2 separate regions of the Homo sapiens genome follow, and region 1 is linked to region 2. A link is a loop called in an ENCODE intact Hi-C map of the cell type or tissue named here. Cell type or tissue: A673. All regions are shown on one strand. Links, peaks and the distances in the headings refer to the core of each region. The heading gives the core; the rest is flanking DNA.

Region 1 (12,612 bases), core at 2,430-10,429, 99 kb before region 2:
TTTTCTGTTTCTTCTATGAAAATTATTCTGTGTAAACTCTGTCTGCAATGAGCTTGGGGATATTTTATTTATCTAGAAAATTATGCACCTACTCTAGATTTTAAAATATATTTGCATGCAATTGTGCACAAAATCTCTTGTGATTTTTGTAATATCCTTGCTTTTGATGGCCATTTCCTCCTTAAGTCTTTTTACTTAATTTTAGAGATACATCGTTCTCATTTTGCTGCCCAAGCTTGAGTGCAGTAGCTCATCACAGGCACAGTCATAGTCTACTAGAGCCTTAGACTCAGGGGCTCAAGTGACCGTCTCACCTCAGCCTCCCAAGAACTTAGGTTTAGCTAGGAAGAACTTAGGTTTTATGTACCTGTTATCTCCCCTTTGTTTATATAACTGGTTTATTATTTTATTACTTTTAAAATACTTCAGCTCATCTGTTTATTAGTTCTATTTTTTCCTCAACAACTCACTGAATTCTGTTTTTATAATAGTTTCTTCTCTCCACTTTTTTGATTCCAATTTCTCTAGAATCTTGATCTCTTTGTGCTTGATATTAATTTATTTTTGAATTCTTATTGCATAAGTGTTTTATTTGGTAACAGATTCTAATTTTACTGCATTGTGTTCAGAGGATTTTTGTACCATTTCTGTATTTTGGAATTTGTGGAGATTTTCTTTGTAGCTTAATGTATCGCCAGTGTTTGTGAATGTTCCATGTGCTTCTATAAGATCTAACTTATTGATAATGTGTCACTGTATCTTTCATCCCTAACACTGATTCTGTCTCACTTTGCAAGCTATGTCCTAAATTATCTTATAATTGTTGAGATTCTTTCTGATTCTTCTTACATCTTATTAGCTTTTTAATGGAAATATTGCTGTATTTTTAGTAAATAGATATCCACAATTTTTCTTTGTCTTTAGCGTTGTAAGGTCTTCTTTATATAACATAATACTGTTTTGGCTTGATTTATATAAGACTGATAAGATAATGGCCACAATGGTTTTCTATGTGCCTTTTATTTTTAACCTTTCTGAACCTCTCTTTTTTTAGGTGCTCATTAAAATAAAGGCTTTTCTTATGGGGCAAAGAGATGTGGGGTTTTTTGCTATAAAGTCTTTCACTGTGTGTTTACTCTTTATTTTTTTCATTTAGGAAAACTTGTATCTTTTTTTCTAAAACTTACTTTATGACAGCATATTTATATGTGTAAACTGTACTAAAAGAACAAAAATATTGAGTTTGATACGTACTAGTTAACTTAATTTACATATTTATTTAATGATATAGAAGAGGTGGATTCTACTTTAGAATGCCCACTTTTAAAATAGGATCTAACATCAATATTATTTTTTCTGTTTTAATCCATACCTACCTGTCCCTAGTAAAAAGGTATAATATACTGAAAAGCTGAGGGGCCTGTGCTATGTTCTGTATTTTACAAATTGAAATTCTAAGCATGTTTTGAATTTAAGATTAGTTATTTAAATGTATTACGCATTTGAAAACTAGTGCTCTAGGAAGAAACACTATAAAATGTAATTAATAACTATGTAATAGGTAACATGTAATAAATAAATAATAAAGTTACATATATCGTGTATATGTATATAATTTATAAACCCTTTGCATGTCCTAAAAATTAAGTAATAAAGGAAAAATAAGCAATGAGTGAATGTTTATTAAATTACAAACTCTGTATGAACACCAGAAATCAGAATAGCAAAAATATATTTAAAACATTAAAAAAAGAAAAATCATAAATATTTTATCTTGTTATTTGTTCCACATATCTGAAATTATGTAAGTTTACTCTTCAGAAAGTAAGAAAAGGTCAGCTAAATTAATGCCATATGTCAAAGTAAAAACACCTGTGAGTTCCCAGGTATATGCATGCACATACGTGTTTACAAACTACGCACTTGACATGCCATTTTTCTGTGCCTAAATTCTATAGAATGTTTCAACTAAATCACAATTATTGGTGATATATTTATGCTTGCTGTCCCCTAAAGCAATGAAAGAATGAGAATTAAAAGTTGCTGTCAAGCTACATTTGTATAATCATGCTGATAATAGCTTCTTGCCTCCTCCCAGAAACTTAGATACTGCGTGACCTAATCTGGACAACCCCCAGAGGTGAGTCACAAAAATCACATGCATTCTTGCTATACAAAATATAAACAGCATCTTATTATTTTTCCTATTTTAATTTCTATTGTGCTAACCTCAAAAAAGAAAATGTTCTACTTCTTTAAACCTATTATCTATAGCAAGGCATCAATTTTAAGAAATAAGATGAAGGTTATAAATGATCCCATATTCACTTCATAAATTTTGCCTACAATGTGAATATAAGTCATCTGCAAACATATGTAGATTAGTTTTATTTAAATACTTAGGAAAACAAAGTAATTCAGCACTGTCCATGGCTTGAAAACGTACTCCAGTTCCATAACCTTGAATGTCTTCTGCTGACCTTCTTATTGCCTTACTCATCTTTTCTCCAGGCTTTTAGACACTACTTCTTGAAACCGAAATAGCATTTTAAATACATACCACAGAAATGCTTCACGTTGACCACTTTGAACTAGGTCAATTTGCATTAATAACTTGGAGGGGAAAGATTCTAAAACCTATTAATCTCTAAAGGTCTCAAATGCCCTCTTGCCTTTATTCTTGCTTTCTTATTTTGTATGAAAGTCACATATCTGACAAGTAGATGCCAAAAAGGTTGGTTTGACTGTGCTATCCATGGCACTCTTTCCTTTCAAGAGAAAAATGAAATTCATCAAAAAGAGAATTTTATGCTACATTATGAGCACCAAAACAGACACTCCCCAAAAGGAAGATAAGGACACCAGATAAAATGAGTTGATCTGAAAGGGCAAAGGACTGTCTCTACTTCCATTGTATCGATTTGTCATTTCTGTGGATTTCTTTTTGTTTTTAACAAAAAGACAGAAATTTTGGAGTAATGAATAGCTCTAGTTAGCCATATCTGATGGCTAAGGATTAAACTTTTAGAAAGAGATCATATAATTAAAATTTGAATAGAAATATTCTAATGTACATTACAAAAATGCATGCTCTTTTAGAAAGATAAGCCTGAAGATAATATTATTTAATTTACCAAAAGTGTAAACAAATACTTTTGATCATCAATATGTGTCAGCACTGTTCTAGGAAATTAATTTAGAGTATGAATAAAAATAAATCCTTACCCTTACTGAGCTTACATATTAGCAGGGCATAATATAGGATAGGAACTGAGAGTTCTCATTGAATATCACCTTGTCAGAGAAAGCTACGTCAGATTAATTAGCATCACCCTCAAGCATCTTATCTTTCCTTAATTTTCTACATGAAAATTATAATTTTCTGACATATATAATGCTTATATGCCTGCTTTTATCTCTGTCTCTCTTTCTCTTTATTTCTTTTTTTCTGATTAGATTTCCCAGATAACAGCCATTTGCAGATCATTGCAGGTGAGCTATGCAGTTAAAAATAAGGTTCACCCTGACCCTAGAATCTCTGACTTATTCCGACTTTATGAGTTGAGGAAATGACACATAATACTCATCCCTCCAACCAACCACCTACCTTCCTTTGGCAGTTAACTTTGCAAAAGTTGTACGTTCCCAGAAGAGGGAAATATATCAAGCTGTTTTGTGGGACCTACAAAGCAGAAATGGCTCAATGGACTGATGTAAATACCAGAGAAAAGTCTCTCCAGTGCAAGACAGTCACAGCAGGTGCTTCTGCCCATGGCAGCTAACCAGTGACAATTTAGAAGTGGGGAAGGCAAATTACTTGCTAGTCATGAGAGCTGTGTGACTTTGAGTCAGAGAAAAGGGAAATACAGATCAAGTAATCAAAGAGGTGTCTTTCTAGAGTTTGATGATTGGTAAATCTTCAGAAGGTTGAGATTCGTGACCTTCCACACAGAAGGCTTTCAGTTATATCGAAACTCTGGACCATCTTTCTTGCCTCTTGTATAGTTGATTACAGAATCCTAGCTTCCTGTCTTTTTCTATAAAAGGTCCACGGCCTTCTGTCAACTATCTGTCACTCAGGGACAGCTCTTTGGCTGCTTGCCGTTTCTCACACTGAATGCATCCATCTTCCTAAACAATTTCACTTTTGTGTATCAAAGGCACTGCTGAGAGCTGAGAGAAATGGTTCATCAAGAATCTGGGAAAGACATATGACAGGAAGTAAAACATACTGAGCAAGAGGCAGAAACGGAGAAGGAAGAGCTAAAAACAGTAAAAGGAGAGTTCTAACAACAACAAAATTATGATACCTGTTCCACTCTTCATTTCATTCTCTGTAGTTCTAACCACATTGTAATATTTCTGAAATGCAGTATTAGAGAGAGAGGAGAAAAAAATCAACAGTTTAGAGGTACAGGGGGAAGGCAACTAACTGCTTTCTGAAATCAATTTCTGGCATTTTGTTCTAGCAGTTTTTCCCTATTCATGAGGTTCCAATTCGCATTTAGTGTTGGGGATTTAGTGCTGACTGCAAATTAAAGATCTTCATTTATTCTCTCCTGTTGTTTTATTTTATAGTTATCATTCTATTTTGTAATACAAGAATGTAAACATCACAGTTTCCAAAATAATTCGTAATTTATGGATATTAATGTAGACTTAGCTGTCTTTGAATGAGCTTTCATTATATTGAAAATATTGTAAAGGCCAATATATTTTAATTTAGCAGCTGTTCATATAATGTCTGTTTATAAAATATAGCATGTTTGACTTATCCTTTAATATTAATATTCAAAAAAGCAAAAACAAAAACAGCCTTTTTCCCTAAAATGAAACTACCAAAATGGAACAGTTGTATTTACTATACAGATTTTAAAAATAATGTATAGGTTATATTTCATAAAAGATATGTATTAGCTGTATATTATGTGGGAGAGAACTATTATGACACTGAAAACACAATAGTGAACAAAACAGACAAAACTCTCCATGCTCTAAGGGCTTATCTTCTAGTTAGGGGAGGCTGATGTAAAACACAATAAGAACAACATAGCATGTGCCGGGTGCTGTTGAGGACAAAGAAGAAAAAAACTTAAGGTGGGGAGAGGAGTCAGGAATTTTAGGTTGAAGCAATTTGAAAATTTTCTCTTAAGGAGGAGACATATATGAGTTCCAACCTAAAATGGTGAAGATAACCATAAGGCATTCTGAAAGAAGAGTACTCCACAAAATGCTAAAAGATACTGCCAAGTCTGGGTTCAAGAAACTCTGGTGGCTGGAATCGAGTAAGGGTGAAGGAATTATTAGGAAAGGAGGAAGAGATGTACATGGGGACAGATTGTACAGCTTCTTGTTGGTCATTCTATGTACTGAAAAATATTTTGTATCAGAAATATTTTGTCATGTGAGCTACTGGTTTTTTTGTTGCTGTTGTTTTGTTTTTTTGTTTTGTTTTTTTTAGACGGGGTCTCACTCTGTCGCCCAAGCTGTAGTGCAGTGACGTGATCTCGGCTCACTGCAAGCTCCGCCTCCCGGGTTCACGCCATTCTCCTGCCTCAGCCTCCTGAGTAGCTGGGACTACAGGCGCCCGCTACCACGCCCGGCTAATTTTTGTATTTTTAGTAGAGACAGGGTTTCACCGTGTTAGCCGGGACGGTCTCCTCACCTCGTGATCCACCCACCTCGGCTTCCCAAAGTGCCGGGATTACAGGCGTGAGCCACCGCGCCTGGCCCTTACTGTTTTCCCTTCTACGATAAACATCCTAATTGCTTCATTGAAATGGGAAATTAGTGGAAGGTTTAATCCCTTTGTATATTAAAAAGTTTTTTCACATAAATAATCATTTTGTTTTCCAAGAAATATGTTTTTCAAATTTATTGAGAGCCCAGTCTCTCAATAACACCTGTTTTGTAAATTATCTTTTAAATGTATAGTTTCTAGAGTTCTGCATCCTGCTCAAATGGTTTGACATAATTGTCTGGGCTGGAGCAAGTATCACCTAAAATCCAACACTGCTTTGTATCCATACGGGTTAATTTCCTTCAGGAAACCCACCATTTATTTTCCCATTGCATCACTTTTACTCCACTTACTTGAGTGAAAATCCTGCTCTTAGTGTGATGTCAAGAACATACTTTCATAATGTGAATTATTCACAAATCATCCTACATTCTCTTGACATAAAGAGAACAGGGCCTATCCACCGAAAAGGTGTACATCCCAAAAGGTGAGATAAACATAGAGTGACAAAGAAATCCAAAGAAATCTCTAACTCATCTTGCTATATTGTATTCCCTAATCCACAGCACTATTCTAAATATGAAAGCAATAAATGAATAAAAACATACTTAAATTATTAGTAGTTGCTTTGTTATTAAACCCATCAAAGTCATTATTTTATTCTATTAAGGCAATCTATGATTCTACTTGATTATGTATCGATTGCCACACTTTACTTTGGGCTTATAATAGATTTGAAGTCAGTTGCATTAAAATTTAGCCAATGCTTTACCTCTTCAGACTTTTTTGTTAATAAATGTGCTTCTTTTTATATTCATTCATAATGCAATTTATCTGGTTTTACTTCCTCTAATGTTACAGCCCCCTGAGGTTATCTTAGATCCTGAATATCTCAATTCATGTGGCCTTTATCACTCTAGTTTCCTGTCATCTGACAATTTGTTGTGTCATGTAAGCCCTCATTCACAGTAATGATAAAAAATGCTTAACATGTGATGCAACAAGCAATCAAATCCTGCCATATAAAACTAGATTCTTTCCTGTCCATTGTGGTTGACTTCCATTCTTAAAGCAGTTCACTAGATAAGATCATTTAGTCATGTTATAATTCTCTGCAAAACATCTCACAAATAAGTCTCAAATAATTTTTTCACAAGGACTTACTTAGCATTTTTGTCAGATATCTTTCTGAAATCCAAACCTTTTTTTTTTTTTTCAGTATTTCTCTGATATAACAGCCTAGTTGCTGCCATTAAGGACATTAAATCCAGAAAGTGCATATTATTGCAATAAACCTAGCTCTTTGTGAACCTATGTTCACTGTTGGCAGTCACCACTCTCCTCTATATGCAGTAACAATCAATAAGCTTTTCCTGCTATGCATTGATAGTTGACAAATATTTTTAGTTTGCCTTCTACATAATTTTGTGATTGTGATTGGTGCTTCTTGAGACATACTTTTATTACATGTAAGTGGAGAAATCTTCCTTGCTACCTACTCATTTCAGAGGCCCAGTAATATTAACTAGGCTCTTTGTGAGATCTATGGAGAAAGGGCATTGCTCTAACAACTGCTATTGTTGTTACAGCCTCTTAATAATTCATTCCGTTGAAGGGTGCTGTAATTTGGATGTTCCCCAGCTCCTTAAATACCCATAACAGCTGCATAGCCACATCTTCTAATAAACGTGCTAAGAACTTAAAAGCTATCACATGTTTCAAAATCTTTAGTTTACAGCTATTCTACTGATATAGGGCAAAATTATGTCAAGTGGCTCATTTCAGGGGAATCCCAGGAGTCTTCCAAGTAGCTTTATTTAGAAAACCCTTGATGCTAGCAAGTACATTTTCTTGGACTTAGGTCAAATTATTTACAAGAGCATGGCTCTGTTCCAGTTTCAGGGATTATGTGTTACAATTACCACACTGTGAACTCTACTGTAGTTTCTGTATCAGTTAGAGAAGGTGATTTCTCATGAGTTGCAGAAGACCCTGAAAATTAAGGCACTATGGTCTTCATATCTGATGACATGTTTGGTGAGAGTCACTTTTATTATTTTGATATCTACTGTGGTCAACACATTTATTTTTAGATTAATAACAGTTTTTATTACAACATTTGAATATAAATGTTGCTTTTGGCTTTACCTCCTCAGCAAAAAGAAAAGTAAGAAGAAAATAGAATTGTCAATTTCTTAGCACAAAGAGATAAGCTATTTTCAGCAATTGTATACATATGTGTAACTATAAAAGTATCTGATCTAAAATTAGTATTATGATCTATATATATTTAGATTGTACCTCTTTTCTTAATATTACTTATAATAATCTCTTTTCCAACAGTATAAGATATCCTACAAAAGTTGACTTTAATGGTTATGTTATACATTAACATTTTCCTATCTCAAAACTTAACTAAACATTGCCAATGGTTAAATACTTTGGTTGTTGCCCATTTTTCAACACTACAACTACTTTAAAAAGAAAAGTATTAGTACATAAAACATTCTAAGCATGTCTCAATATTTTTGTAAGACAAAACAGAAAAAAGTTACTTTGATAACTATTTTTTAAGTTATTTTTATAAAACTATTAACTCCTGAAAGTGTGCACAATTTTATGTCTTTATTGATAACAGGTAAGTTTTCATATGCTCTAACACCAAAATAGCCATGCTAATTTTAATTATAATTAAGAATTTGCCTCAGTTTGCCTTTTTATTGATTACTGGTGAGATTTAAAATATTTGTAGTTTATTATAAATTTGTATTTCTTCTTTGTGAGTTTTTTTAAACTACTTTTGTTTTAGATTGAAGTTATTTTCTTCTCTTTGCAGATTTTAATTTGTCCTGTACCAAATTACATTTTTTTTCTGCGATTTATAATACCACCCACTACTTCAGAGGCTGAGGCAGAAGGATTTCTTTAGCCCAGAACATCAGGTCTGCAGTGAGCCGTGATTGTGTCACTGCACTCCAGCCTGGGCAACAGAGCGAGACCCTGTGTCTATTTGATAACAAAATAATAATAATAATATCATCATTGTATTTTACGTTTAATATTTTCTCATTCCTAATTGAGTTCAATTTTCATCCATTTTATGAGTTCTAAATTTTGATATCTTGCTCATGCTGTCAGTTGATTTTTTTTTTTTTTTTTTTTTTGAGATGGAGTCTCGCTCTGTCACCCAGTCTGGAGTGCAGTGGCGCGATCTCTGCTCACTGCAAGCTCCGCCTCCCGTGTTCATGCCATTCTCCTGCCTCAGCATCCCGAGTAGCTGGGACTACAGGCGCCCGCTACCACGCCCGGCTAATTTTTTGCATATTTGGTAGACAGGGTTTCACCGTGTTAGCCAGGATGGTCTCGATCTCCTGACCTCGTGATCCACCCGCCTCAGCCTCCCAAAGTGCTGGGATTACAGGCATGCGCCACCGCGCTGGGCCCAGTTGATTCCATTTTATCTAGGGACTAAATACCTGCACTTTTTTTTCTTGTTATTACCTTTAAATTATGACTATATAAACATATTTCTCTATTAAAGTAAAAAAGGAAGCATACCTATTAAAACCAGTTCTGTAGCTTGAACATTTCAGCATTTCAGAATGTGTTGCTTTCTCTGTCTCATCTTACCATTCAGTGTTTCCTAGCTTTCAGATATCTTTGATATTTATATTTTTATTAATTTTAACTATCTCAGTATTCTCTCATCAATTATTTTTGACATTCACTTTAAATTTAATGTTCCTACTAAGCCTAAGAGCAAAGTTTTCTGCTTTCCTTATACTGACATTTATTTTATGTCATCTCTTTCTCATTCTTATTTTCTACCTTGTACTCATTTCTGAGTCACCTGACATACTTCTGATAAATCAAAAATGACACTGTGGAGGCATATTTTTATAGTCCTTCTATATCTTTGTTGTATTTCTATTGACTTTACATATCACTGATAACTTTTCCAAATGGACTTCTCAATTTAAAATTTTCCTCAATCTCATCTTTCTAGAAATAATTGTGAGCATATCCCCTTCTGGTTCCCACATTTCATGGAATAAGGTCTAGTTTACTTGCTTTGTTCCTTTGTAGATAAACTTATTTTGTGTGTGTGTTCATGCTTATTGAATTTTAGGAACAGGGAAATGTTTACAAGCTTAATTTCTATAATAAGGCATGCATGAGTCTGAAGCTTGTCTCTGCCTCTTGTTAATTATCAATTATGCTAAGTTTCAGTTTTTTCTGAGGCAAAGGGAAGATCATAATTGGGCTATTCTATACAATTATTTGAAGAAAAAAATAACAGAAAGAAAAGAAGTAGAGGGAAAAAAGGAAGAGAAAGAGAGAGAGAGAGCACAAAGAACTTAGACTAGTGCTCAGCAAATAGTAAATACACAATGAAAATGACCTTTCACTAAATCTTGAAGTGGGGTTAGTTTCATTAATTGCATTTATAATTAGTGAGCTCATTCCATCAAGATAGTCCACGTTATCTTTAACTTAGTAATATTATTTTCTATTACATCTTCTCCTTGAATTTAGCACATGTGTGTACATACACACACACAATTATTTCAGGCTGGTCTTCTAACTCAATTTTTTTGTTTGTTTTTGTGTTTTTAGTATCTCACCTGCAGTTCACCCCTTCTTTTCTGTTTTGAATTTGGCAATTCAGTTTTTCATTAAAAAATAATCAAGATTCCTTTAATATATCTTCCCAAATAGAGCACCCACTTCTTCATTTTCTTACTCTTCTTTGTAGCAACAAAGCATCTTATAAATTTGTCTATTGCCTACTTAACACTCTTTGCAGTAGAACTCTGTTGCTTTGTTTATTGCTGCACTCTCAGTGTCTAGAATAGCTTCTGGTATCAATTGGTAATTCATTAAGTATTTGCTAACAAATGAAGAAAATCAGTAAATGAATGAAAACTCTTAACTATTAGAATCACAACCATTAACTAATTTTCTATTGCTTCTTGTTTGTTCCAGTGAAATTTGCTTTAACTCTTCTGTTTTATCCATCTCTTTTAGGTTTCCTATAGCTTCAGTTTGGCAATTTGTTACTACATTAGCCTTTGGCATAAGAAAAGTAACTTCATTGATCTGCACATAATTTTTTTGCTTGTTTCAAAGGAACCTTGGTGATAGCTAAGGAACTTTCCTGCTTCCTTCATTGACATTTTTGTCCTTATCAGGAAACCACTGTGAAAGTGCTGTTGCTTTACGTGGTACCCAGGTTGCTAGGGATCAATATTTTATATTCTCAATATATTACTTCCAGGTATGCTTTCCACAGTCACATATCTAGTTCTTATACAGTCAAGATATGCAATTGCATAATGCCCAATAGCTTGATCTAAACGATAGTTTGTAGCACACAAAACCAGATGAGCTTGAAATAACTTGTTTTTTCTCTAGTCCCCATGTGTTTTCATTATAATGAATTACAGCTCAGTATTTCTTTCTCAAATATAGATTCACTTGAGGATATCTTTCAAGAAAAAAATCAGAATTTTCTTTGATATATCAAAATTGTACATATTTTGAGGGCACATGTGATTTATCATAAATGTGTACAATGTGTAATAATTAAATCAGGGTCATTGGGTACCCATCACCTCACACATTTACCTTTAGAGTTGAGAACGTTACAATTCTTCTTTTCTAGCTCCTTTGAACTATGCTGTAAATTATTGTTACCTATATTTTCCCTATTGTACTGTCAAACACTAGACGTTATTTCTTCTATCTGTATATTTGTATCCATTAACCAACTTCTCTTCATCTCCCCCTCACTCTTTCGCTTCCCCCATCATTCTTCTTTCTACCTTAAGGTCTTCTTTTTTTGCTTCCACATGTAAGTGACTACATGCAATATTTGTCTTTCTTTGCCTGGCTTATTTCACTTAACATAATGACTTCCAGTTTCATCCATATTGCTGCAAATGACAGAATATCATTCTATTATATGGCTGAATAATATTCCAATAGGTATATATACCACATTATCTTTATCAGTTCATCTTCTGATGGACACTTAGGTTGATTTCATATCTTTGCTATTGCAAATAGTACTTCAAGAAACTGAAGCTTCAATATATTGATTTCTTTTCTTTTGGATATATACCCAGCAGTGGGATTGCTGATTACATGCTAGTTCTGTTTTTAGTGTCTTGAGGAATCTCCATACTGTTTTCCATAATGGCTGTACTAATTTACATTTCCATCAGCAGAGCTGAGTTTTATTTTCTCCACATCCTAGTCAGCATCTGTTACTTTTTGTCTTTTTAATAACAGCCATTCTAACCTGGGTGTGTCGATATCTCATTGCGGTTTTGATTTATATTTCGCTGATGATTAGTGATGCTGATCTTTTTCATATGCCTGTTGGACATTTGTATGTCTTCTTTTGAGAAATGTCTATTCAGGTCTTTTGCTCATTTTTAATAGGGTTATTTGGCTTTTTGCTACAAAGTTAAGTTCCTTATATAATCTGCTTAATACTTGTCAGATGAATAGTTTACAAATATTTTCTACCATTCTGTAGGTTGTCTCTTCACTTTGTCAATTGTTTCTTTGCTGTGCAGAAACTTTTTAATTTGATGTAATCTCATTTGTCTATTTTTACTTTTCTTGTCTGTGCTTTTGAGGTCTTAGCACAAAACATCTTTGCCTGGGTCAATGTCCTATAAGGTTTCCCCAGTGTTTCTTCTAATGATTTCATAATTTCAAATCTTGCTTTTAAGGCTTTAATCCATTTTGTGTCAATTTTTGCATGTGATAGAAGATGACGTTCTAGTTTTATTCTTCTGCATATGGATATCCAGTTTTCTCAGCACCATTTATTAAAGAGACTGTCCTTTCCCTGCTGTATG
Region 2 (12,612 bases), core at 2,453-10,452:
CCCTTGTTTATGATAATACATTTTCCTCTTTTAATTCATTATCTCATTTTGACAAAGTGCCTCTTTCAGTGGCGTCCTTGGAAAGGGTGTAAGGAAGGCTAAAGGAGTATTTTGAATATCCACAAATGTCTCCAATCTGCTCTTACAACTATTTCTATTAGGCCAACTACAGAATTCTAGGTTCAAAACAGATTGTAATTAATTGCTCCATTGTCTTCTCTAGTTTCTAGTATGGCTTCTGGAGACACTCAGTACCATTATGATATGGCTTTTTAATCAATTCTCTAGACATTTAATTTCAATCTGAAAGTGCATGCTCTCTGTTCTTCAAAAATTGTTAAAAGTATTTGATAAGTGTCCCCCTTCCATTTTCTCAGTTCTCTCTGGAACTTAATTTTTCAGATGCTAGGCCTCCTAAATTTATTTCCTAATTTCATTTTTTTTCTTTTACTCTCCATCTCTTTGCTCATTTTTCTACTCTTGGAAAAATATCTCAGTTTTATTTTTAATTATTTCATGTTTTGATTGCTCAAAGCCAATTTCCTCTAGTTTGTTGATACAGTGAACTTTCTTTTGCAGGTACTGTGCAAGATTAGTTGCCAGCTGTACCAAATGTAAAACAGAATCAGGTAACAAACAACATCTTCCACAAATTTTCAAAAAACCTCCATTTGCATTTCCACTTGCAGTGATCCTTGTTGTCTTCTACATCTGAACATTTCTGTGGCCAGGTAGTGGGTTACCTCTCTTCTGCATTCCCGTGACTGCTAGTTTAGATTTCAAATTTCTCTAGCATTTGAAGTCACTGAATACTTACCTGTTTTCCCAGTTCCACAAATGTGTTGCAGTCATACCCTCTCCCATTCTCTTGTTCCTGTGGGTCTATTCTTTCACTGTAGTAATTTCAGTAAGGATTTGGAGAAAGCAAAGGTAAAAGCACGAATTCAATTCTTTGTGCTCAACAGAATGTCCTGGTACTTAACTCTCTATTTTTGGATTTCAGAAATAATTCCTCATTTAAAATAACTATGTTGCAGATCCAAGATGAATGGCTAGAAGCAGCTAGTGCATGCCTCTCTCATGGAGAGGAAACAAGATAGCAAGTACTTATTAACTCTTCAAGTGGATCATCTAAGAGATCATGCTGGGCTTCACCAGGGAAACAATGGGAACTCTGGAGAGCAGAGAGGAGTAAAGCCAGGCAGCTGCTGACCCAGGACCAGCACAAAACTGGGGAGGCTCCTTAATGTGGGTAAAGGGTGAGTGAGTGAGAGATGCCCAGGGATCCACACCTCCACCACAGACCTCATTAATCCTAGGCACAGGAGAGCCCCCAGATCTACCATGGGCCTCTAGACCAACACAGAGAGCCAATTAGAGCCGGTGCACAGGCACCACTCAAGTCTACATGGAACACCACAGGGTTTTGATCCCTGAGTAGCCCAGCACCAGCTGCCACCACCCTGCCAAAAAGGGAGGCCAGGCACTTTTATGCACCCCCCCAGGACAGATGCCACAGCCAGGGCACTGAGGAGCAGCCAGACTGCATACCAGGTGACTCCCAACTTCCACTGCTCCCTGCCAAATAGGGCTTGCTGGCTTGGGCTCCCAGTGCACCTGCCCCACCCCCACCAGAACACTGCTCAGTGCTCCTCTGAGAGTACAACTCCCAGAGGTTGCTGACAAGCCCTTTGCAATTTTGGCCACTGCCACTGCCTCCACTCCTTCCACTCCTGGCCCAGGAAGGGAACAGGGAGGCTGAACACTTTTGCATGGCCCAGGTATAGATGCCGCAGCTGAGATATGGAGAAGCAGTGGACTGACTGCAAGCCCCATGATACCCTACCTCCACTGCTCCCTGGCATATGGGTTTTGCTGGCTTCAGTGATAGACCCTCAATCCAGTTTGTCAGTCCATGCCTGAATTGTATGGTCACAGCTTGGCATTCCTCTGAGATACCAACTCCTAGAGTTTGCCAACAAGCCTTTCCCTGGCTTGGTAGGTGCCCTTACCCACCCCAGACCAGGGAGGAAATGTTGAGACCTGTCACCTTTGCATATCCTCAGCAGCAAAATCAGTGCCACTTCTGTGGAGGGGAAATGGGAGCATGCTATGTGCTCCCGGGCTGTGCTGAAATATATTTCCTGGTACAAGAGCGTTTCTTAAGCTCCCCACCCCTCCCCAATTTCCCAGGAGCAGGACCAAGAAAGAGGGAGGGATAAAGGATGCTTCTCCCAGCTAAAAGGGCTCCCTGAAAGCCGCCTTCTATGGTTTCCTTATCTCATATCGGTTCAAATTTTGTCTCAATGCCATGTCTAGATTTAAGAAAGACTGGGAAGTAGTGTCATTTAGCTGAAAACATCAAGTCCCTAAGAAATATTGAGAATCTGCTACTAAAGAAGAAGGAAATTGATATTACGTGACAACTATTATGGCAGCTTTGGAAGATGCTTTCTTCCTTCAGCTTTTTCCACTGATGGCTAATCTGTAAACCTTCATATTTTTGCCCTCTTATTTTCTGCCTCTGTGGCTTCCTCTTCCCACCTTATCTTCATATGCTTTCCACTTCCTTACCTAACTATAATATAAAACTAATGTATCCTTTATATTATTTACTATAACTTACTTTACGTTTCCATTAGCTTTGAAAGTGGTGAGCCTGATTATTTAATAATTTTTCATCTAAGGAACTTGATAAACTGAATGATTCTGCCTTTGCTTTATATAATTGTCTTATCTTTTGCCTCCCTTTTGGGTTAGGTTAGCCATAAAATAAAGACAATCTCTGACTTTTTCTGATAATACGGTGAGAAATGCCTGGTTTCTTCTCCTTCATTCCCTTTCCATATATAACTTTTAACCTCTGTGTTCATAGCTGTGAATCTTCTTTGTCTTTAAAGTGTTAATTCCTGTTTGTGAATTCCAACACTTAATCATATGTTAAATAAAATGTATCTTTTCACACTTGAGTTTTGTCTGTATGATTATGCTATTATACTAATTATATGCTTCTGAAAATATCTTGCAAAAATTGTAAGGTGTGTGGAGTAATAATGTATTATCTGCAATTTCAGAGAAAATAAAAACAAATTTTGTGTTATTTTAATCATATATAATTAAAGATTAGCAGCTGGGTAAAACATCTAGAAAATTATATCCAATCATTCCTCCCTATAGCTGTGGTTGTCGAACTATAATGTGCATAAGACTTACTTAGAGTCCTTGTTAAAACTGGAAATGCATAGGCCTCATCTCTAGAGACTCTGATTCAGTAAATGTAATGTGGGGCCCCCAAAACTGCATTTTAAATCAGCACACAAAGATCTGCAGATAGAATACCAGTTGTGATCTAAGAGAAAACAGAATGTGGAGTGATAGACCAAGGCTATAGGTGCTAAAACCAAATAAACAACAGAAAAAGAAGAGGTCAATGCATCTATGTTAAAAGCCTCTGTATTTAAGAGAATATACATGAGAGGAAAAGTGATTATACAGTAACTTTCCAATTTTGAGATGAAATTAAAGGAAAAGGGAAGATAATTATGATTTTTTCCTAAGAGAGAAATTAAAACCCCAATACGGCTGGGCACGGTGGCTCACACCTGTAATCCCAGCACTTTGGGAGGCCAATGCAGGTGGATCACCTGAGGTCAGGAGTTCAAGACCAGCCTGGCCAAGATGGTGAAACCCTGTCTCTACTATGAAAAAGATTAAATAAAATAAAAAAATTAGCCAGGCATGTTGGTGGGCGCCTGTAATCCCAGCTACTTGGGAGGCTGGGGCAGGAGAATTGCTTGAACCCAGGAGGAAGAGGTTGAAATAAGCTGAGATCACGCCACTGCACTGGGGTACAAGAGTGAGACTCCGTCTCAAAAATAAAAATAAAAATAAAATAAATAAAACCACAATACTATCATATGTAAAATGTCAGAGGTTAACTTATACCAGTATAAAATTTGGCAGACACTGATATTATATAACTGATCATAAACTATAAGTAACTGATTACTATCAAATAAGAACAATATAATGATTAGATTGATAATACAAAAAGATAATGGTTAGGTTGAGGATCATCGAAAGACTATGCACTAATTTCTACACTATGTAAACAAAAGTTTAGTTTTTAAGATTTCTACTTCTGGAGTCAGTTCTAATATCTACTAGCTATATTAACTTTAACAAAGTCTAGCTTATCGACTATTTCTTTCATGGATTGTGCCTTTGGTGTTGTATTTAAAAATTCATCTCCATACCCAAGGTCATCTAGGCTTTTCCCTACGTTAACTTACAGAGGTTTCACAGTTTTACATTTTACATTTAAGTCCATAATCCATCTTGAGTTAATTTTTGTTAATGGTATAAGGTTTCCATCCAGATTCTTTTTTTTTTTATTTGCATATGGATGTCTGGTTGTTTCAGCATGATTTGTGAAAAACAAAAACATCTTTGCTCCATCATATTGCTTTTTCTGCTTTATCAAAGATTAGTTTACTATATTTGTATGCATCTATTTCTGTACTCTGTATTGTGTTCCATTGATCTATTTGTCTATTTTTTACAAAAGTACTATGTTGTTTTGATTCTGTAGTTTTATAATAGGTTTTGAAGTCAGGTAGAGTTAGTCTTACAACTCTGTTCTCCTTCAATTTTGTGCTGGCTATTTTAGGTCATTTGCCTCTCCATATAAACTATAAAATCATTTTGTCAAGACCACAAAATAACTTGCTGTGATTTTTATTAGGATTGCATTGAATCTATAAATCTATAGATCAAGTTTGGAATAATTGACACCTTAAAAATATCGAGTCTTTCTAGTAACTATATTATAACAGATAATTTATTTAAGTCTCAGCTGTGTCAACATAAAATCAGGATTACATGTTAATAAATGCATGAGGTTACGATGATGACTAAATAAGACAATGTAGGTAATGTATGTCTACTGCATGAATGTTCAATATTATTATACTTACAACACACTCTTTCATATTGCCCAAAGTTGTGACTAAGAAATAAACAAGGATAAATTCAAATAATAAATTCTCGTGTTCTACAGCTACTGGGTCAGGGGACGATTGCTGAACAAAAGCTTTGTCTAATCCTGTGCTAAGAACATTTTCCCCTGGAGGGATCCATTTGCCTCTCAAATCTTGGCTGTCTTGAGAAAATTATTTGGAGTGAAATGCATGTGGAAATGAATTAAATCCTCTGACCATGGATTGCCAAGATTGCCTTCCCTGTAGCTACTTAAAACTGTCACTCTCTCATACATGTAATAGCGCCTAGAAAAGGAAAAAGGCTTAGATCTCTTCCAAAGGAAAATCCTCCATTCCTGCATCTATTTATCTGAACCCCAACATTGTCATGGGTTTCCTTGGGCCTGGGAAGATTAACTGAACAATTATATCCCTAACTCTTTCCTGCCTACAAACTTGGATTCAAAAATAGGAGAGAATATGTATTATTTTATCTCATAGCTGATCTGTAGCTATGAATCAACTGAATCTAGTTTACTTGTCATCTTAAAGCAGGTACAAATTATCCTATTTAGTTTCATTTTATGTTTCATAATTGAATACCTCAATTAGCTAGTTGCTAGAAGGAGATAGCAAAAACTAGAATAGCAGAACCATCTGGGTTCATTCAGTGTAGGATATCTATAAATGTCACAAAAATTCAATGGCTGTCATTGTCATCCCTCTGCTGGTGGCAACCAAATCTGTATTTCCAGCCCCAATATCTCTCCTGAGTTTGAGATCAATGGATTGAATTGCCTCCTGGATTTCAAACTGCTACTCAATTAATCATTCAACCATCCCCAGAGGTGTTCCTTCCAGATTGGTTTTGAATACATGATATGGTGATGACCAGTTACCAAGCCCTACACTTATTCTCTGTCTACTTTTTAATATCCACACTAGCAGTCCTTAACTGTGGTCCCCTTCACCTCTTGTCCGGATTGCTAAAGCTTCCCCTTAAATTATTTCCTTTCACTCTTTTGCCTACTCCAACTTATTTTCTATATTATCAGTAGATTGATGTTTTAAACAATTCCAAAATTCTCCCTTCTATGGGTTACATCTTCCCATGACTACAGATAAAAATTAAATTTTATTTCCTTGGCATTGTACATTTTAGTGTGATCTTTGTGACCTCACGCCAGCTTAACTATACGGTTTCATCTGCAACTATCATCAAAGCCCACTAACCAATGGCCACCACACAAGTTTAGTCAAAGCTATTAAGGTTTATTGCAGCTTCCTGCAGCAAGGGAGAATACACATCAGAGGAACACAGCGCTTTTGTCAAAGAAAGTTAGGAGAGGCTTATGATAATATTCCGACATGTGCAGAGAGATTCTAAAGCAGATTTAGAGAAGTGCAGACAATTCTGGATAGGATGTTGTCAAGTACCAGGAACAAGTCAATGACTGGATATCCTTACATGTTTTTTAATCTGGAAGACAAGGCATTCAAAGTGGAGCTAAAATTATCACTAGTAAAGAAACAGTAGTCACTTTTGCTTGCCTTTGGAAGGGGATGTTTAGTTACTGTGATTGCAAGGTAGGTGTCCTTTCTTTGTCTTATTCTAGTGTGGTCACAGAGTGGCCTTGCCTGAGTATTGGTTCTATTCTAAGAAAGTTGTTTATGTTTAGTTGGGACAATTAAGGCAAACTGTTAGCTTCCAGCAGTGAGCTGCTAGGGTCATTTTTCACTTTCTCACTACCCATGTCTAGTTCTACATCCGGGTCTACTAAACAATTTGCAGCCCCTTGAAAGACTTGCATTCTTTCTAATTTATGAGTCTTGACAGAAGCAGTTTGGAAAGCTTGAAAAACATCCACTGCACTTTTTCCAGGATTTCCTCCTACTCATTCTTTAGAATTCTTTCCCCCTTCTTATGTGTGTGCACACATGCATTAATATATATTCAAGAAAATGAGTATATTCACATTATTTTACAAAGAAAAAAACAAATGAATTAAGTAAAATAAAGTGATCTTTAATTCATTCATAAGCCATCTCATTCTTCTTCCCAGATTTAATCACTCATATTGCTTATATAATTATAGGATTTTTTTCTATACACGCTTATGTATAAATGTAGTTTTACTCACTCAATAACACACATATTCAAATGCTTAGAATACAGTTTCTAATGTTGTTTAGCATGCTTTTTTAATAGCCCTTAAGAATGTTTTGAAAGTGTCTATATGTTTATCTATATCATTCCCTCATCAGAATGCAATATCATGGGTCTCCTCGGTGCCTGATGAATCTCAATAATGCCTGCACAATGCTGGACACAGAGTAAGTCCTCTTGATAAATGTATAGGGAACTGTAATAGAATGCTATAAACTACTTCCATAGGAAACCAAATTATTAGAAATCTCCTCTTATAAGCATGAACTCAGAGTCAAGGGAGTTTGTTTTAGAAGTCAACTAATATAGCTTCAGGCCCTCCCACTCATTTTGACATGCATATTAAAGTTTGTTTCACAAAGATTCCACTACCCCTAAGCATTCTAGAATCAGCATTTCCAATGTTCCCTCCATATCAACTCCTCTGTGGAGTGTTTGTGCTCACAGGCCTCCTGCAGTACATATTGGCTTACTTTATATTGTATATGAAACAACAGCTTAGGGACTCAATTGTTCAATCACAACCTTGTTATAGAGTTTACACCTTTGATAATTTCAAAATTTATCTTTTTGAGGTTAGGGATATTCTCAAATTTTTCAGGCAGAAGGCTTAAAAATATAAAGAAATGATGTACAGTTTAACATGTCTTCTCCTGTGACATTTAACATATTAATTGGCTCAATAGAGGCTGGGCTTGGTGGCTCACACCTGTAATCCCAGCACTTTGGGAGGCCGAGAAGGGTGGATGGATAACTTGATGTCAGGAGTTCGAGACCAGCCCGGCCAAAATGGTGAAACCCCATCTCTACTAAAAATACAAAAATTAGCCAGGCATAGTGGCACGTGCCTGTAATCTCAGCTACTCCAGAGGCTGAGGCAGGAGAATCGCTTGAACCCAGGAGGCAGAGGTTGCAGTGAGCAGAGATGGCGCCACTGTCCTCCAGACTGGGTGACAAAGCAAGACTCCCTTTCAAAAAACAGACAAATAAACGAACAAAAAACAACAAAAAACATTAATTGGTTAATTGAAATTTTGATCAGAACCAAAAATAGGCAACTAGAGATAGCCTCTTTGAAGTACAGATATTCAGTATCACTGACTTTTTATAGATCCACATTTTTTAACACTAGACATAAATTAAAACATTAAGGACTTTTAACATTAATTACACATTTTATAATATTTAACCTCAATGAATCAATATGTGGCTGGTGTAAATAAGGGCAAATATCAAATACTGATATGGAAATCAACAGATTTGTTTATATAATTGAGCAAGGCTGTTCAGAATTTGAAACTCTAGAATATACAAAAAAAAATGAATTGGAATGGTGTGTGTGTGTGTGTGTGTGTTTTCATGTGTGTTCACAGGCAGAAAATATACAAAACAAATGCTATCAATGTTTGCTTTTGAGCATAATGTAAATGAATGAATTTACCTGCATAATAGAAAGACTGACATTAGAAAATATATTTTCCCCAAACTAAATTAATTGAACTATTAGATAAAATTGTTTGAATTATTCAGATAAAATTTCCCACCTGAAAGAAATTTGAGTTTGGGATAAGATTATATGAATAACAACCTGCATCAAGAATTCCTTAGTAATTTTTTGGTCCCCTTAAAAACACGTATATCTCCAAATGCATTCTGAGTTTGGGGAATAGAATTGAACTCTCTTGGAAGTTAGAAGAAACTTTGTATCTTGCATTATGCTGGCTTATGCTGGCGAATGAACTATGTCTTGCTGTAAGTAATTTGTTGAGGACATAGGAGAAAGTCATATCCACTAAAGGAAGATTATATAATCACTGAAATATAAAAGGACTTTCTCTTGTTAGCTATGAAAGACCAAGATTAGAATAGCAAAATGTTCTATGCAAACTGTGTCAAATGCTGAAGAGCAAGCTAATGAATTGTGGGATAATTATGCATGCTTTTATAAAGAATGTGAGATATTAAAGGCTGGAATGTGATTAGAACATAATTTTTCCAGATTTTAAGATGTTGTGTTTTAATCTTTTAAGTTGTTCTACCAAACTTCTAGTTTTCAAACATGTATTTCAAATGCAAAAGAAATAATTGTTTCAAAATAAGAATAAGATTATTATTTTCAAGGCTAACACCTTGAAAATATAACACATCAACAACACAGGGAATCTTTTTTATTTTTCTAGGACTGAACTTATACCCAATTAAGCTAAAAGTTATTAATTTGGATTTCAGGGGGTTTAATAATATATTTAACAATATTAAGCTATTTTTATCCACATATCTTTTGTGGAGATCTATTTTAAAAAGACATTATTTTGCCAGTTCAACTATTCTACAGATAAGACTTTAAAATAACTAGTCTTGACTTTGAAATAAAATTCTCCAAATATATGAGAAAATAAAATATTCTGAAATAAGAGAAAACATTTCTATTAATTATAATACCTGGAATAAATGCATTAGGATACACAATGTTATTTATAAACTAAAATTCACCAGAATACTATTGGCAGTACAATAAAATTCAAATTATCTGTCAATACTTTAAATTGTACTAAAGAACCCTGTTCTACAATCCAAAATCTCAATAAACTTCACAACCACTTGCTAATTCAGTTAACACAATGTCATTTCAGCAAACTCTAAAAAGGGTGGTAAAATTATGACAATAATTATCATATAAACCTCAGATCAGGGCATAGAGAATGAGCTACATTCTCTCACTTATAAGTCTATTAACAGAATCCTTTAGAAAGCTAAGAGGTTAAAAGTAAATTAACAACAGAAGGAAGCCCAATCTAATGAGGCTTTGAAATGTAGGCATAGCTCACTTTCCTCAAATAAAAATCTATATTAGTCTATTTTCATATTGTCATAAAGAAATGACTGAGACTAGGTAATTCATAAATTAATGAGGTTTAATTGACTCACAGTTTAGCATGGCTGGGGAAACCTCAGGAAACTTGCAACCATGGCAGAAGGAGAAGAGAAAGCAAGGCACCTTCTTCACAAGGCAGCAGGAAGGAGAAGTGCTGAGCAAAGGTGGAAGAACCCCTTATAAAACCAAAAGATCTTGTGAGAACTCACTATCATGAAAGCAGCCTGGGGCAAAGTGCCCCCATGATTCAATTACCCTCCACCTGGTCTCTCCCTTGACACATGGGGAGTATGGCAATTATAATTCAAGATGAGATTTGGGTGGGAACACAAAGCCTAACCATATTGTTCTGCCCCTGGCCCCTTCCAAATCTCGTCTTTTCACATTTCAAACAAATCATGCCTTCCCATCAGTCCACCAAATTGTTAATTCATTTTAGATTTAATCCAAAAGTCCAAGTCCAAAGTCTTATCTGAGACAAGGCAAGTCCCTTCTGCCTATAAGCCTGTAAAATAAAAAACAATTGAGTTACTCCCAAGATACAATGGAGGTAGAGGCATTGGGTAAATGCTCCAATTCCAAAATGGAGAAATTGGCCAAAATGAAGGGGCTACAGACCCCATGCAAATCCAAAATCCAAAGGGGCAGTCATTAAATCTTAAAACTCCAAAATGATCTCCTCTGACTCCATATCTTACATCCAAGCCACGCTGATGCAAGAAGTAGGCTCCCATGGCTTTGGGCAGCTCTGCCCCTTTGGCTTTGCAGGGTACAGCATCTTCCTAGCTGCTTTCACAGGCTGATGTTGATTGTCTGCTGCTTTTTCAGGCACACAGTGCAAGTTTTCAGTGGACCTATTATTCTGGTGTCTGGAGGATGGTGGTCCTAGTCTCATAGCTTAAGTAGGAAGTGCCCCAGTGTGGCCTCTGTGTGGCAGCCCCGACCCCACATATGCTTTCCACACTGCCCTAACAGAGGTTCTCCACGAGGACTCTACCACTGCAGCAAAGTCCTGCCTAGATATCCAGGCATTTCCATACATCCTCTGAAATCTAGGCAGAAGTTCCCAAACCTCAGTTCTTCACTTCTGCACACCTGCAGGCCCAACACCATGTGTAAGCCACCAAAGCTTGGGGGTTGCACCCTCTGAAGCAGTGGCCAAAGCTATACGTTTGGCCCTTTCAGCCAGAGCTGCACAGCTGGGGCATGAGGCACTAAGTCCCGAGACTGCACAAAAGAACAAAGCCCTGGCCCAGTCCATGAAACCATTTTTTCCTCTGAGGCTTCCAGGCCTGTGATGGGGCAGGGTGGGGGGGCTGCCATGAAGACCTCTGATATGCCCTGGAGACATTTTCCCCATTGTCTTGGTGATTAACATTTGGCTCCTCTTTACTTATGCAAATTTCTGAAGCAGGCTTGAATTTCTCCTCAGAAAATGGGTTTTTCTTTTCTATCACATCATCAGACTGCAAATTATCCAGACATTCTCTGCTTCCCTTTTAAACACAAGTTCCAATTTCAAACTATCTCCCTGTGAATGCATAAAACTGAATACTTTTAAGAGCACCCAGGCCACCCCTTGAACACTTTGCTGCTTAGAAATTTCTTCTGTCAGATAACCTAAGTCAACTCTCTCAGGTTCAAAGTTCCACAGATTTCTAGGGCAGGGGCAAATTGTCACCAGCCTCTTTGCTAAAGCATATCAAGAGTCACCTTTATTCCAGTTTTCAGCAAGTTCCTCATCTTCATCTGAGACCACCTCAGCCTGGATTTTATTGTCTATGTCACTATCAGCATTTTGTTCAAAGCCATTCAACATGTCTCTAGGAGGTTCCAAACTTTCCCCTATCTTCTTCTCTTCTGAGCCTTCCAAGTCTCTGAGAGTTCTAAACTTTCCCACATTTTCCTGTCTTCTTCTGAGCCCTCTGTTCCAACCTCTCCCTGTTACTCAGTTCCAAAGTCACTTCCACATTTTTGGGTATCTTTATAGCAGTACCCCACTCTCTATGGTACCAATTTACTGTATTAGACCATTTTCATACTGCTATAAAAAACTATCTGACACTGAGTAATTTATAAAGGAAAGAGGTTAAATTGACTCACAGTTCAGCATGGCTAGGGAGATCTCAGGAAACTTACAATCATGGCAGAAGGCAAAAGGGAGGCAAGGCACCTTCTTCACAAGGCAGCAGGAAGGAGAAGTGCTGATGGAAGGGTGAATAGCCCCTTATAAAACCATCAGATCTTATGAGAACTCTCTCACTGTCATGAGAACAGGATGGGGCAAATTGCAATCATGGCCCAATTATCCTCCACCTAGTCTCTCTCTTGACATGTGGGGATTATGGGGATTATAATTCAAGATGAGATTTGGGTGGGGACACAAAGCCTAACCATATCAAAATCTAACATAATATGAATAGTATAAAATAAGTAATATGTATCGAAAAAATTAATACCATAAGTAAGCATATTACAAAGTCATTGGGCAAACCAAAGGACAATTTAAAGTGCAAAGCATGCCGCTGGGGAATTGAAACTAACCTTGAAGCCACTTGAACCAATCCTAGCTCTAATTAAACTAAATACAA

What was found. A loop is a pair of places that touch in the nucleus more often than their neighbours do. Peaks named below come from ENCODE experiments on the same cell type or tissue, not always from the same donor. Only the 100,000 strongest peaks of a DNase experiment are listed, where the experiment ranks them.
Region 1: it touches region 2 in a loop (2.3-fold over the local background); 1 of 110 quality-filtered maps calls a loop at or near these places.

Annotation. Positions count from the first base shown.
Region 1 is chr9:31,386,738-31,399,349 of GRCh38, forward strand. No RefSeq gene overlaps it. Among named protein-coding and RNA genes, the nearest start is that of LINC01243, 12 kb to the left of the region's middle. In A673, for the core only: no CTCF peak of the experiment used is centred there; DNase peaks (open chromatin) are centred at 6,714 and 7,424; H3K4me3 peaks cover 472 bases; H3K27ac peaks cover 405 bases; H3K27me3 peaks cover 865 bases.
Region 2 is chr9:31,485,668-31,498,279 of GRCh38, forward strand. No RefSeq gene overlaps it. Among named protein-coding and RNA genes, the nearest start is that of LINC01243, 110 kb to the left of the region's middle. In A673, for the core only: no CTCF peak of the experiment used is centred there; no DNase peak of the experiment used is centred there.